Linked DNA regions of Homo sapiens: region 1 is linked to region 2. Evidence: chromatin loops called from intact Hi-C (ENCODE). Cell type or tissue: natural killer cell. All regions are shown on one strand. Each heading gives the region's core, and the rest is flanking DNA. Links, peaks and the distances in the headings are about the cores only. Region 1 overlaps LANCL2 (LanC like glutathione S-transferase 2). Region 2 has its middle 55 kb from the start of LANCL2.

Region 1 (7,562 bases), core at 1,089-6,088, 110 kb after region 2:
GACAAAATACACTATAACACTAAGATTTCAAACAGTTGAAACAAGTTTTGCCTAAGTCTTAAATAACCAGATAGTTGAATGAATTCTAATTTTATGTGCTTTTTTTGTTTTCCAGGTAATTGATGTTTTGTTAGCCATGATACAATGTAAAAGAAATAACTTCAGAGAAAATAATTTGTGTTTCATTTTTGTTTGTTTAAAGCCGGCAGCAAAAGTGGACCAAGAAACCTTGACAGAAATGGTGAAACCCAGTATTGATTATGTGCGCCACAAAAAATTCCGATCTGGGAATTACCCATCATCATTAAGCAATGAAACAGACCGGCTGGTGCACTGGTGCCACGGCGCCCCGGGGGTCATCCACATGCTCATGCAGGCGTACAAGGTCAGTGCTTCCGCCGTCACGGCCGTCCCCTGTGTGGGGAGCCAGGTTTCCCTGTCAGGTTTTGGGTCTTGCTTTGGTAAGGCCATTTGACTGTACACTAAAAACCTTTTAGAATGATTGTTTTTACAAAATAAAGTCTCTGTATTTTACCACTCATCACCACTGTCATTAGTGCTGCAAGTCTGTGTGTGTGTATGTGTGTGATTGTGTGTGTTAACAGGGTTTATATTCATGTGTAAAAGAAAACCTAGATGACAGAGCAGTGGTGAGATGATTTTCATTCTAATGAGTATGGATATCCAGTAAGGTAGTGGACAGGATTATAACCAAAGTGCTTTTTTGTTCATTTTCACATAATTTTATTTTCTTGCTTGAATAAGCCTTTATTGCTGGATTATGATTGTCCAAGAACTTTTGAGTTTAAAATTGTTATGTTATTCTCAAGACATAGTGGTACTCAAATTTGTATACGTCTGGGGTACTATAGGAAAATTGGCTAAACCTTCACTGATTAATTCTCGTAGGCTTTAAATATATTTGGGCATAATATTAAGAGCGCTATTGATTTCTGTCCTGGACTAAGATTTATCATTTAAGATTTATCATTTAAGTTGAAGTGATGCTTCTTTTATAATTTTATTTTGTATTTAACACATCTGTGTTTGTAATAATTGATGTTGGAGATTGTTGCTCATACATCAGAGTATATAGCTGTAACACAATGATTGCTCTGTTCAACACAGTATTTTGGCAAGTTCTCTTTGTTTAGGATAGATAGGTGGAATTAATGGAGTGGAACTCATATTTCTACCTGGAAATAATAAGAACTGATACCTGAGTCAATTTTATTTTTTCTTTACAGCTACCGTAATAAATTACTTAGGAAAATTGTGGGGAATTATCTCTCATGATTTAGGCTAATTTCTCAGAAATTTTTAGTCCTCCTACAACAATACCAAAATATTCAAATCATATATAAGATATGATCATTCAAGAAAACAACTCAGAAAGTTACGACGTTTGGTCAGTGAAACACAATGAAATGTATTTTTTGAAAATAAGATGCATCTTCCTAACAGTACCCTCACTTTTACATTAAAACATAATTCTGTTCAAATCACTGCCTCCCTTTTTTAGAGTTTTGGAGCAGTTATAACTTCAGTGTCCTAGAGGGACATCTGTGATACAAATGTCCAACAATAACGTGTGAGCACAATATTGACTGTACAGACAGGGGCCCTCTGATACTTTTAAAACAAATATATAATTGCTAAAATGTGGAAGCTCCTTTTTGTCAAACTCCTTTTCCCTTCACTTTAAAGAGGCTCAGCCAACACAGCTGGGTGTTCCCGGTGGCTGATCTCTGCTGCCAGGTGTGCTTTTCCACTGTGTTTCAACTGAGCCCTGTGGAGAGCAAGCAGGTGCCAGGAACCAGGCTGTCCTGTGGGGACCCTTCCTCCTGGGCAGTTCCATTTTCATGAGTTCTGCAGACAGTGGCCACCATCTGTTTTCACCACTGCTGGCCACTTGGGAGCAAGCCAGCACGGCTCTGCCACTGACGGGCTGCAGGTGGCTGCGGCCAGCTCCTCCTGGCAGGGCTTCTGCATAGAATACCATTCAGACACCTTGCTTTGCCCTGCTGGTTCCAAAACAAATTTCTCTCCTCCAGAAAGCATAGAGCCAAAGATGTCAAGATCCCATACTTAGTCTTTAAAACTTAATTCTGTCCTCTACATTAAGATTCTTGAACATGAGGAACGAGGAGGAATATCAGAATCTTCTGGGGGTAGGAAGGCATCAGTGGTAATTTGAAAAAGCATATATATTTTGTATTTCAAAATAGCTAGAAGAGAAGATTTGAAATGTTCCCAGCATAAATAAATGATAAATGTTCAAGGTAATGGACATCCTGAATACATCATTACACATTGTATGCATGTATATCACATGCACCCATAAATATGTACAATTATTATATATCAATGAAAAATTTAAAAAGGAAAAAGCATATGTAATATGGTCTTAGAATTGGGGGTAAAAATACATCTTCTTCATAGTATAAACTACAGAAAATAAGTGTAGACTAAAGCTCTCTGCCAGCGGAGAAACAGACCCTGCGCCGTGGAGTCTGCACATCTGTTTGCGTCTCTGAGCAGAGGGCGAGGTTTGTGTTTGACCAAGGCAGGGGGTTCAGTGGGGGAGGCAAAACTAGGGAAGTACAGCTCTACACTGTTTTCTCTCAAGTTACAGTTAAGTTGAGAGGGCCTCCATTTATTAAAGCTGTCTCTTAAAATTAGGTAGGAAATGTTCAAGTTTTATGTAATAACAAGCTCTAACATTTTCTTCTCCTGGCATATGAAGTCCTAAGTTGTTCAGGCATGCTTATGAAGGTGTAAAGTGTTCAAGTACTTGAAAAAATATTATTAATTATCCTTTACAAAGAAAACTGTAAGTTCAGTCCAGACTCACAAAATTTATTTTCCCTCCCTGTAGATGCTCATCATGTGTTAGTATTTAGTAGGGTATATACTCTTCTGTGTAGGAACGTGTATTACTTGTTAATTTAAAGTTATGTGGTATTTTAGATGGCCTTAAAATGTAAAGGTTTGGCCAGACACTGTGGCTCACACCTGTAATCCCAGCACTTTGGGAGGCCAAGGCAGGAGGGTTGCTTGAGCCCAGGAGTTGGAGATCAGCCTGGGCAACATGGCAAAACCATGTCTCTACTAAAAAAAAATACAAAAATTATCTGGGTGTGGTGGCACGCACCTGTAGTCCCAGGTACCTAGGAGGCTGAGGTGGAAGGATGGTTTGAGCCTGGGAGGCGGAGGTTGCAGTGAGCTATGATCATGCCACTGCACTCCAGCCTGGGTGACACAGCAAGACCCTACCTCAAAAAAAAAAAAAAAAAAGAAAAGAAAAGAAAAAGGCAAGGTTTTAACAATATTCTACATTGTATTAGGAATTTTATTAATTGTGAATGATTTTCTAACAAATTACATCTGACAAAAAATCATGGGTAATGGTGGCAAATTCTTCCTTCTATTCACGTTTTGAGTTCTAGGGCATTAGGAATTTGTGTGGGTTTAGCCACTGTAAACAAATACATTTGTTAAATGAGATTGTATTTGGAAAGGTAAATGCAATGTCCAAAAAAAGCATATAATACCCCCACCAGGGTGACACGAGTGCAGTCCTTAGATGCTGAACTGAATCTGGCAGCAGCCACAGCATCACTGCTTGTGCCCACACGCCTGCCCTGGGAAGCCCCAGAGAGAACTGCATTGGGAGTGCCCCCTGGTGGCCAACTATTGTATATATGTCAGAAAATGCTTTCATACAAATTCTGTTCCCGAAGCTTGTTTGCAAGTTGATTATTTGAAACATGGAATGTTTTTCTAGGGGTATCAGAATTACTTGAAAAGTTTTTTTAAGCTATACTTTTTTTCCTCCTTACTCAAGATTCTGATACCTTCTTAATTTTAAGCATCACTTAAATAAATGTACCATAGTTTATCATTGTTTTTCTTTCTTTTTTTTGAGACACAGTGTCGCTCTGTCTCCCAGGCTGGAGTGTGCAGTGGCGCAGTTTTGGCTCACTACAACCTTTGCCTCCTGGGTTCAGGTGGTTCTTGTGTGTTAGCCTCCCAAGTAGCTGGGATTACAGGCACACGTCACCATGCCTGGCTAATTTTTTGTATTTTTAGTAGAGACGGGGTTTCACCATGTTGCCCAGGCTAGTCTTGAACTCCTGACCTTAGGTGATCTGCCTGCCTTGGCCTCCAAAACTGCTGGGATTACGGGCATGAGCCACTGTGTCCGGCCAGTTTATCATTGTTTTTCATCGGTTTCCAGGTTTTGGCTATTAGGAACAAGCTGCTATGAACATTCTTGCACAGGTCTGTCTAGAGACACATGTCTTCATTTCTTTTGGGTTAATATCTAGGAGTAGAATTACTGGATCGGAGGGTAGGTGTATGTTTAGTTTTAGAAATTGCCACTTTTTCCACAAGTTCTGGTTGTTCTGCATCTGCCAACACTTGATGTTGAAAGTCTTTTTAATTTTAATTATTTTGGTGGGTATTTCATTGTGGTTTTATTTGTATCTTCCTGATTGACCAGGGTTGATTAATGTTGCATGTGCTCATGGGCCAATTGTGTATCTTCCTTTGTTGACTGTCTCTTCATATCTTCTTCTTATTATTATTATTTTTTGAGACAGGGTCTTGCACTGTCACCCAGGCTGGAGTGCAGTGGTGGATCTTGGCTCACTGTAGCCTCGACCTTCAGGGCTCAGGTGATCCTCCCACTTCAACCTTCCAAGTAGCTGGGGACTACAGGCACGTGCCACCACACCTGGCTAAATCTTTTTATTTTTGTAGGGGTCTTGTTTTTTGCCCAGGCTGGTTTCGAACTCGTGGACTCAAGCAATCTTCCTGTCTTGGTCTCCCAAAGTGCTGGAATTATAGGTGTGAGCCACTGTGCCCAGCCTGTCTCTTCGTGTGTTTTACCTACATTGTTTTATTTTATTTTATTTTTGTCTTTTTGCTATTTTTGAAAGAATTCTTTATATGTTCTGGTTAAAGTCCCTCTGTCAGATATATATCGTACAAATAATTTCTCCCTGTCTGTAGTTTGCCTAATCATATTCTTTATGGTATCTTTTGACTAATAGAGTTTTAAATTTTGATAAAATCTATTTTTCAATGTTTTCTTTTTATGATAATTACTGTCTGTGTTTTGTCTAAGAAACCTTATCTACCCTCAGGTTATATAGATAATACTCTCCTTTAATCTTTATTGTTTTAGATTTTACCTTTAGGCCTGTGATTTATCTCAAATTAAGTTTTGTATATTACATGAGGTAACAAACGAGGTGGTTTTTTTTTTTTTTTTTTTTTTTTTTTGGAGACAGAGTCTCACTCTGTCGCCCAGGCTGGAGTGCAGTGGCACGATCTCTGCTCACTACAAGCTCCGCCTCCCAGGTTCACACCATTGTCCTGCTTCAGCCTCCCGAGTAGCTGGGACTACAGGCGCCCGTCACCACGCCTGGCTAATTTTTTGTATTTTTAGTAGAGATGGGGTTTCACCGTGTTAGCCGGGATGGTCTCTATCTCCTAACCTCATGATCTGCCCGCCTCGGCCTCCCAAAGTGCTGGGATTACAGGCGTGAGCCACCGTGCCCAGCCTGAGGTGTTTTTTTTTAACCATAGGGATATCTGATTGTTCCCATACCTTTTGTGGAAAAGACATTTATTTTTCCCATTTGATTGATTTTGGTTCCTCTATCAAAAATCAAATGACCTAATAAGCCTGGGTCTGTTTCTGGACTCTATTCAGTTACTTTGGCCTGTTTACCTACATGATATTACCACGTTGTTTTTCTTATTCTGCATTTATTGTAAGTTTTGAGATCAGGTAACTTAAGACCTCACTTTGTTCTTTTTCAGAATCACTTTGAATATTCCAAGTCCTTTGTATTTTCATATAAGTTTTAGAGTCCATTTGTCAGCTTCTAAAAATGGAGCCTATTGGAGTTATGAGTCAGAGTGCATTGAATCATTGAATCTCTAGATCCACTTGGGTAGAACTAACTGACATCTTTTTTTTTGAGATGGAGTCTTGCTTGGTCGCCCAGGCTGGAGTAGGTGTGATCTTGGCTCACTGCAACCTCCGCCTCCCAGGTTCAAGCAATTCTCCTGCCTCAGCCTCCTGAGTAGCTGGGATTACAGGTGCCCACCACCATACCCGGCTAGTTTTTGTATTTTTAGTAGAGACGGGGGTTTCACCATGTTCGCCAGGCTGGTCTCAAACTCCTGAGCTCAAGTGATCTGCCCGCCTTGGCCTCCCAAAGTGCTAGGATTACAGGCATGAGCCACTGTGCCTGGCCAGAACTGACATCTTAATAATGTTGAGTCCTTCTGCTCGCAAATGTGGTATATCTCTCCATTTATATTTTCTTTAATTTCTGTCAATAGTGCTTTATAGTTTTTGCTCTACAGGTCTTAACACATCTTCTGTTAAATTTATTCCTAGATATGTTATTTATTTACATTTTCCAATTATGTATTGCCAGTATATAGAAATACAATTGCGTTTTTTTTTTTGGAGACATAGAGTCTCACTCTGTTACCCAGGCTGAAGTGCAGTGGTGTGATCACGGCTCACTGCAGCCTCTACCTCCCCAGGCTCAAGATATCCTCCTGACTTAGCTGAGTAGCTGGGATTACAGGTGTGCACCACCATGCCTGGCTAATTTTTGTATTTTTTTGTAGAGATGGGGTTTCGCCATATTGACCAGGCTGGTCTCAAACTCCCAAGTTCAAGGGTTCTACCCACCTCGGCCTCCCAAAGTGCTGGGATTACAGGCTTGAGCCACTGTAACTGGCCACAGCTGCTTTTTGTATATTGACTTTATATTCTGTGCTAAATTCACGTATCAGTTCTGGTAGCTTTTTATACATTACTTAGGATTTTCTGTGTACACATATTGTATCTGTGAGTTTTCTTCTTCCTTTCCAACCTCTGTGCCTTTTATTTCCTTTACCTCTTTTATTACATTGGTTAGGAGCTATAGTATAATATTGAATAGAAGTGGTCAGAGTGGACATCTTTGCTTTATTCACAATCATAGAAAAAAATATTAAATATTTCCCCATCAAATATACTTTTAACTGTTTTTCTTAGATGGCTTTTATCAGATTGAAGAAGTTTCCTTTTATTACTGGTTATCATGAAGGGATGTTGAATTTTGTCATTTTTTTTTCCTGGATTTATTCAAACGCTCCTATGGTTTTCCTCTTTTGTTTTATTAATATGGTGATTTTACATTGATTGGTTTTTAAAAGTTGAGTCAACCTTGCATTCCTAGTATAAACCTCACTTGGGCATGATTTTTATCCTTTTCTTTTTATTAATATTGCTACATTTGGTCTGCTAATATTTTGTTAAAGATTTTTATGTTTCTTAGTACATATTTTCTTTTTCTATAAAATCTTTGTTTTTATTAGGAATCAGGTATCAGGATTATGCTGGTCACGTACATGAGTTGGAAAGTGTTTTCTCTTATTTTCAGAAAGATTTTGTGTACAATTGGTGTTATTACTTGCTTAAATGTTTGTGGGAAAATTTTTTATTATGAATTCAATTTCATTAATAGAATCATTTTGCATCAGTT
Region 2 (7,147 bases), core at 1-5,000:
GCACAACCAATTTATCCATGGATTTGGCCACAGATGGCCCTGGTATTTCTCAAGGAAGACGGTGGAATCCTGTTCTAGGGGGCTGTGAGGGAAGGAACTGAGAATCTGGTGGACAAGAAGCCACAGCTCAGGAGAGCTCTCTTAGGGGTTACAGTTGTTTGAAATGTGGAAAGAAAGGGCTTAGTCTCTGGAAGAGGAGCTAGCGAGAACAAGATGGGAGGCACAGTGGAAACCAGTCCTAGCAAACTGGAACCAGGGAGAGCTCCCTCTGGGCAAGGCCTTGGGATTACAGGCTCAGCACTTTCTGATTGGAGTCCAGGAGCAAGCAGTTGCTGATGAGCTTGCCTGGAGGGGATTGGTCCAGAGGCTGGGAGGACAGGGCAGCGTGGAATTCAGCAGGAGGTAGCTGCAAGGAGTGGAGAAGGCAGAAGCTGGGAAATGAGACTGGGCCTGAGATATACTATCGTTGAAGTCTCCAGTGAAAGTGTGGAAGAGGCCTTCACACACACTATTGAAAGGCCACCACACACCCATCCTCTTCTGTTTGAATTTCCCTTCTATGTACTTTTCTTCATTTTTTCTTTAAACTCTTATTTTCTTGAGAGCAATTTCCCTGTACTGTTTTCCCTGATGTTCCCTGGGCCTTAGACTACCTTTTGAGAAAGACATGCACTTAGACTTTATTGCTCAACACTCATGCCCATTGCATCATTGTCTAACCTGCATTTCCCTCTCATCCAAAGGGGCAATGTGGACAAAACGAAGTAAAAAGATCAAATGCCTTGCAGAATTTCAGTGTCAGTGTTGCTCATTCTACCAATCTTTTGATCTTAAAACTGGGTTCAAAAGGAAATAAGCTACTTTGGAGCCAGGTACAGTGGCTCACTCCTGTAATTCCAGCACTGTGGAAGATTGAGGCAGGCAGAGACTTGAGCCCAGGAGTTCGAGACCAGTGTGGGCAACATGGCAAAACCCCGTCTCTATAAAAAATACAAAAATTAGCTGACTGTGGAGGTGCATACAGGCAGTCCCAGGTAGTTGGGAGGCTGAGGCAGGAGAATCACTTGAGCATGGGAGACTGAGGCTTCAGTGATTCATGATTGCACCACTGCACTCCAGCCTGGGTGACAGAGCAAGACCCTGTGTCCGAAAACAAAAAAACAAAGAAAGAAACAAAAAGCTGGTTTGCATAGTTTTTCATCAAATCCAATGCCAAATTCTAGCCACTTCTTGCTTTTCTAAGCACAGACAGGCAATTCATTGCTAAACTATTTTACAAATCTCCCAACTATATTATATAAAATCTATCTCCTCTCTTATCAAGGGAAACACTTGCTCATCTTTGAGCAACTCACATACTCCAAATACCTCTGGTGTTGAAAGCCGTCTGGTCATTAGTATGTTCAGCTGCTCAGTGTCTGAAATTCCTTTGGGTCAGACCTCTAGAGCAACCAGATAATCTCTCAGTGGCGGTCACAGGCTAGCAAGCCTTGGCCGTATCCAGACCATGCCTATCATGGTCTGGCAACCCTGCCAAAGTAACAAAGCAACTTTTACTTTTATATCTTTCCAAAGTAACAAGACAACTTTGAATTTATTGCCAACATTGAACATTGAGGACCTCATATAAAATCAGGATTCCCAGCTGCTCTTGAAAATTTGGAAGTTGTGACCCTGCTGGGCCCACATTCCCTAGAGTGTTGGGTCTCCTGGGCTCAGCAGCTGCTGCCCCTGAGGGAGGCATGCATCTCTCCTGTGTAAGTTTCCACCTGGCTCTCTGGCTTGGTCATATTGGCTTCCTGGCCTCTTTTTGCATGTAGTTTGTGATCCCTGATTGTAGGTTTCATCATTTATCCTGGGCTGTTTCCTCCTGGGAGTTATAACCTTCCTAATCTGAAGCTGAAACTCCCCCAAATGCAAGCTAAACGTGAGTTGACAGTAATGGCTAATGCCTAAATAGCACCTACTGTGTACCAGGCCTGAAACACTAACTCATTTCATCTTCACAACAAGCCTATGCTGTGGGTGCTGGTTACTGCAACAGGCCTGAACCACCAGCTCATTTCCTCCTCACAAGCCCATGCGGTGGGCACTCGTTACCACACTAGGCCTCAACAACCAGCTCATTTCGTTACCACACCAGGCCTGAGCCACCAGCTCATTTCCTCCTCACAAGCCCATGCGGTGGGCGCTCGTTACCACACTAGGCCTCAATAACCAGCTCATTTCATTACTACACTAGGCCTCAACCACCAGCTCATTTCATTACCACACCAGGCCTGAGCCGCCAGCTCATTTCATCCTCACAAGCACATGCAGTGGGCGCTCATTAGCCCCGTTTTACAGGTGAGGACACATGCTCAGAGACTTTAGCCCACTTGTCTGGAGCTGACTGCCTCCACACCTTCTGTGTGATTCACACTGACACAACTGGACATTTCCTACCACGAACATGATATTCACTCTGGTTTTCTGCCTTGACCTCTACATTTTTGGCCCCTGCACATTTGGGCCTCAACCTTCCAGACACGGTTCCTCCAGCTCGGTTAGAGTCCCGTGCTCCTCCTCCCATGCCTTTGGTGCCCACACTAAGTCGGGGCTCAGAAGTCACTCCATCTGTGACTTGGCTGCTCTGCTTTGTGAGCTCAAGAAACCAGGAAGCCTGTTAAACACGCCATCAGGAATGCTGAAGAATTAAGATTGTCCAATAAAAGTCAGTGTCAAAGGAATGGAAAATGAAGTGTGGATGGGAACCGTTATTTCTCAGGAGTCAGGGAGTATCTAAATTTGCTGTCTGAAGTCAGAGCCATAGAAAATCCCCAGCTGCACTCTGGTAGTAGTGGTTTTAGCACCTTTACTTGTCATTACAAATAAATTTGAAACTGAAGGAAAGTGAAGAAACACCTCTCAGAAGAGCATGATGCCTTCGACCTGGTTTGCTAGGACAGGAACTGGACACAGATTCTGAAAATCTCATTCATTCAAGCTGAATAAAATGTAGACGCAAGGACATTTACATAGTCAGCCATTCCTCAAGGATTTACTGAGTGCCTACTGTGTACCAGAAGTGGTATTCGTTAGGTACCACATGTTTCATTCATTTGCTCATAGTCCTTTGAGGCCCTTCTAGGTGGAAGCCCCACAATAGGCTCTGGGGATACAGCCCCTGCCACTGCAGAGCTGATGTTTTCACATAAGATTCAGACTTCCAACAACCAATTACACTACTGGTTAATCACAATTATAGTGCTGCAACTAGGCGTTCCCAGTCAGTCTGGGAAATGCAGAAAGGCCTCCCTGGTGAGAAGGTCTCTGCACTAAAATCTGCAGGAGCTGCAGGAGCAGAGTGAAGGGAGGTAAGGGAAAGTGAGAGCCTGCCAGGCAAAAGGAAGAGGAAGCGCCAAGGACCTATGGAGGGTGGGAGCCAGGGAACCGAAGGAGGCAGTTACCAGCACTCCTGAAGCACAGGCAGCTAGAGAAGAGAGCCACAGGCTGGACAGTGACCTTGGCAGGGGACACACCATGCAAGGCTAGTGAGCCACGTTCAGAATTTTGAGATTTATCTTGAAAGCCCTGGGAAATCATTAGCATTTTAAGCAGAATGGTAATATGGTCAAATTAGCATTTATAAAGGCCCTGTGAAGGAAGGTCAGAGGTGCAGCAAGAATGGACGCAGTGAGTTGGTTACTGGGTGAATTCGCCAGGCAGGCAAGAAGGGGTGTTGCAGAGCCAGGTTTCTCCACAGCCACATCAGTGACATTTGGCATCTCATTGATCTTTGCTGTGAGGGCTGTATTGTGCACGGCAGCATGCTTTGCATCCCTGGCTCTGCCTGCTGGATGCCAATAGCTCCCTCCCCGAGTCATGACACACAAAAATATGTCCACTGGACATTGCCAAATGTCCCTCGTTGGGGGAAATCACCTATAGTTGAGAAGCACCAATTTAAAGTGGGGACAAGGGATGTGAAGAGATATGGACAGATTCACAATGTGTCTTGGAGCTGGAATCAAAAGATATTAGTGACATATTTGAAAAGGGATGGAGGGCATGAGGTCAGGGCTGACTGTAGCTTGAGGTGCTGGGTGGATAACACGGCGACCATTGCTAGAAAATACGAAGGAAGGCAGGATTTGAAGGAAAAGATAATGAGGTCCATCCTAAGTATTTCATTGGAAAGTTGACCTCTCCCTCTCCCTCTCCCCACGGTCTCCCTCTCCCTCTCTTTGCACAGTCTCTCTCTGATGCCGAGCCGAAGCTGGACTGTACTGCTGCCATCTCGGCTCACTGCAATCTCCCTGCCTGATTCTCCTGCCTCAGCCTGCCGAGTGCCTGCAATTGCAGGCGCGCGCCGCCACGCCTGACTGGTTTTCGTATTTTTTTGGTGGGGTTTTGCTGTGTTGGCCAGGCTGGTCTCCAGCTCCTAACCGCGAGTGATCCGCCAGCCTCGGCCTCCCGAGGTGCCGGGATTGCAGACGGAGTCTGGTTCACTCAGTGCTCAATGGTGCCCAGGCTGGAGTGCGGTGGCGTGATCTCGGCTCGCTACAACCTCCACCTCCCAGCCGCCTGCCTTGGCCTCCCAAAGTGCCGGGAGTGCAGCCTCTGCCCGGCCGCCACCCCGTCTGGGAAGTGAGGAGCGTCTCTGCCTGGCCACCCGTCGTCTGGGACGTGAGGAGCCCCTCTGCCTGGCTGCCCAGTCTGGAAAGTGAGGAGCGTCTCTGCCCGGCCGCCATCCCATCTAGGAAGTGAGGAGCGCGTCTTCCCGGCCGCCATCCCATCTAGGAAGTGAGGAGCGTCTCTGCCCGGCCGCCCATCGTCTGAGATGTGGGGAGCACCTCTGCCCCGCCGCCCCGTCTGGGAGGTGAGGAGCGTCTCTGCCCGGCCGCCCCGTCTGAGAAGTGAGGAGACCCTCTGCCCGGCAACTGCCCCGTCTGAGAAGTGAGGAGCCCCTCCACCCGGCAGCCGCCCCGTCTGAGAAGTGAGGAGCCCCTCCACCGGCAGCCACCCCGTCTGGGAAGTGAGGAGCGTCTCCGCCCAGCAGCCACCCCGTCCGGGAGAGAGGTGGGGGTCAGCCCCGGCCAGGCCAGCCGCCCCGTCCAGGAGGGAGGTGGGGGGGGTCAGCCCCCCGCCCGGCCAGCCGCCCCGTCGGGGAGGGAGGTGGGGGGGTCAGCCCCCCGCCCGGCCAGCCGCCCCGTCCGGGAGGGAGGTGGGGGGGTCCAAGGTAAGGAAGGCCCTAGAGTCTAGGAAGAGACTGGCCAGTGCATTAACCATTGTAGTGTAATGGATTTGATGTTACTTTATGCTCACAAGTTGGACACACACACAGGGACCCAGATCAAATTGGAGGGGAAGGTCAAAGTCAGCTTCCCAAAGGAACTGAAGCTTAGACTGATTTTTAAAGGCTGAGTTAAAATAAACTGGGTAAAAATAAAGAAGGAAAGAGAAAAGCAAATGTAAAATATCTGTGCAGCATGAAGTAGCAAAATATATTCAGAGAATGTAAGAAGCTGAAATGAGGGCCTCAACTAAGCGTGGGAATGCAGATGGTGACATAGCAATGCTGAGGTAGGCTCCCCAGGACCGAGGCCGGCTTGTTGCGGGGAGAGGGGAGGGGCACTCTAGGATGATCTCTGGCGTAAGCAGCAGGTAACGCGGTGCCAGGACATGGCTGAGTTTTACATAAACATTTGTTCAAGCAAATATGGGATCATTCACTGAAACGGAGAATTCAAAGTGAGGTCTAGATTTGGTGGCAAGATACAACTGATTCGAGGTTAGGAAAGGAGAGTTGGAGGAACAGGAGGAAGCGGCCTCTCATCTGCAAACCCTGAGTTCCTGGAACACTTGTTTGTTAGGGAGGGAAGTGTGGCCCAGCCACAATCCTTTGAACATCTTCCTCTTCCATCCTCTGGGTTCTGCATTTCGTGCTGATCTTTAATACATTTCAGATTTTCCAGATACGTCCACACCTCACCCTGGTACACTACTGACTGGAATGTCACTTCCTTCAGGCAGGGGCTTGACATCTCCTTGTGAAACTAGCTAGCCAAGTTCCAGAAATGGGATGGAGGGTCTGGCCCACCCCTTTGTAGCACAGTCCTGGAGATGACAGCAGCCTTCCTGGGTGCGGGGCAAGCAATCTCATCTGCCTGTCTGCAGTGGAGCAGTTTGAGCAGCTCCCCAGCCTGGTGCCACACAACAGCATCATGCCCACGAGGTCTTATTCCAGGTGAGCCTCACATACCATGTTGTCAAAGGTGCCTGCTGGGCCTTCCAGGGGTGCTGCAATTTCTCTCTGTGCCCATTTAGTGCAGGTGTCAGAGCATCTGCAGCTGGATCTAGGTGCCAGTGCTATTCTGAGGCTCCCGGGAACCTCTTAATGTTGTAGACACTGCTCACTGTGTTTCCAGGGACCAAATAAATTGGTAAAATGGCACAAGCTGGCCATGTGTGAAATGGAGAGGGAACGGGTCAATTGGAAAACTTACAAAACTTCTAAGAAGGCCAGGCACGGTGGCTCATGCCTGTAATCCCAGCACTATGGGAGGCCGAGGCAGGCAGATCACAAAGTCATGAGTTCAAGACTAGCTTGACCAACATGGTGAAACCCCATCTCTTCCAAAAATACAAAAATTAGCCGGGTATGGTGGTGCGCTCCTGTAATCCCAGCTATTCAGGAGGCTAAGGCAGGAGAAGTGCTTGAACCCAGGAGGCAGAGGTTGCTGTGAGCCAAGATCGCGCCATTGCACTCCAGCCTAGATGACAGAGCATGATACCATCTCAAAAAAAAAAAAAAAACTTCTAAGAAGAGGCCCAGCATGGTGGCTCATGCCTGTAATCCCAGCACTTTGGGAGACCAAGGAGTGCAGATCATTTGAGGTCAGGAGTTCAAGACCAGCATGGCCAACATGGTGAAACCCCGTTTCTACTGAAAACACAAAAATTAGCCCGTCATGGTGGTGCACACTTGTAATCCCAGCTACTGGGGAGGCTGAAGCAGGAGAATCACTTGAGCAGGGAGGCAGAGATTGCAGTGAGCAGAGATGCACTGCACTCCAGCCTGGGCCATGGAGTAAGACTCTGTCTCAATTAAAAAAAAATAATTAATAAAAAAATATAAAAACTTCTAAGAAGAGGCTGAGGGTGG

What was found. Hi-C counts contacts between places; a loop is a spot of excess contacts. Peaks named below come from ENCODE experiments on the same cell type or tissue, not always from the same donor. Only the 100,000 strongest peaks of a DNase experiment are listed, where the experiment ranks them.
Region 1: a loop joins it to region 2, with 11 times the contacts of the local background. A loop is called at or near these places in 1 of 110 quality-filtered maps.

What each region holds. Positions count from the first base shown.
Region 1 is chr7:55,411,705-55,419,266 of GRCh38, forward strand. It overlaps LANCL2 (LanC like glutathione S-transferase 2), which reads left to right. Exons shown (of 9, transcript NM_018697.4): 6 at 203-385. Among named protein-coding and RNA genes, the nearest start is that of LANCL2, 50 kb to the left of the region's middle. In natural killer cell, for the core only: CTCF peaks have their summits at 3,677 (motif pointing left) and 3,883; a DNase peak (open chromatin) is centred at 3,657.
Region 2 is chr7:55,307,021-55,314,167 of GRCh38, forward strand. No RefSeq gene overlaps it. Among named protein-coding and RNA genes, the nearest start is that of LANCL2, 55 kb to the right of the region's middle. RefSeq lists a silencer at 3,777-3,961 and an enhancer at 4,523-5,023. In natural killer cell, for the core only: no CTCF peak of the experiment used is centred there; DNase peaks (open chromatin) are centred at 2,141 and 2,841; H3K27ac peaks cover 1,161 bases; H3K27me3 peaks cover 470 bases.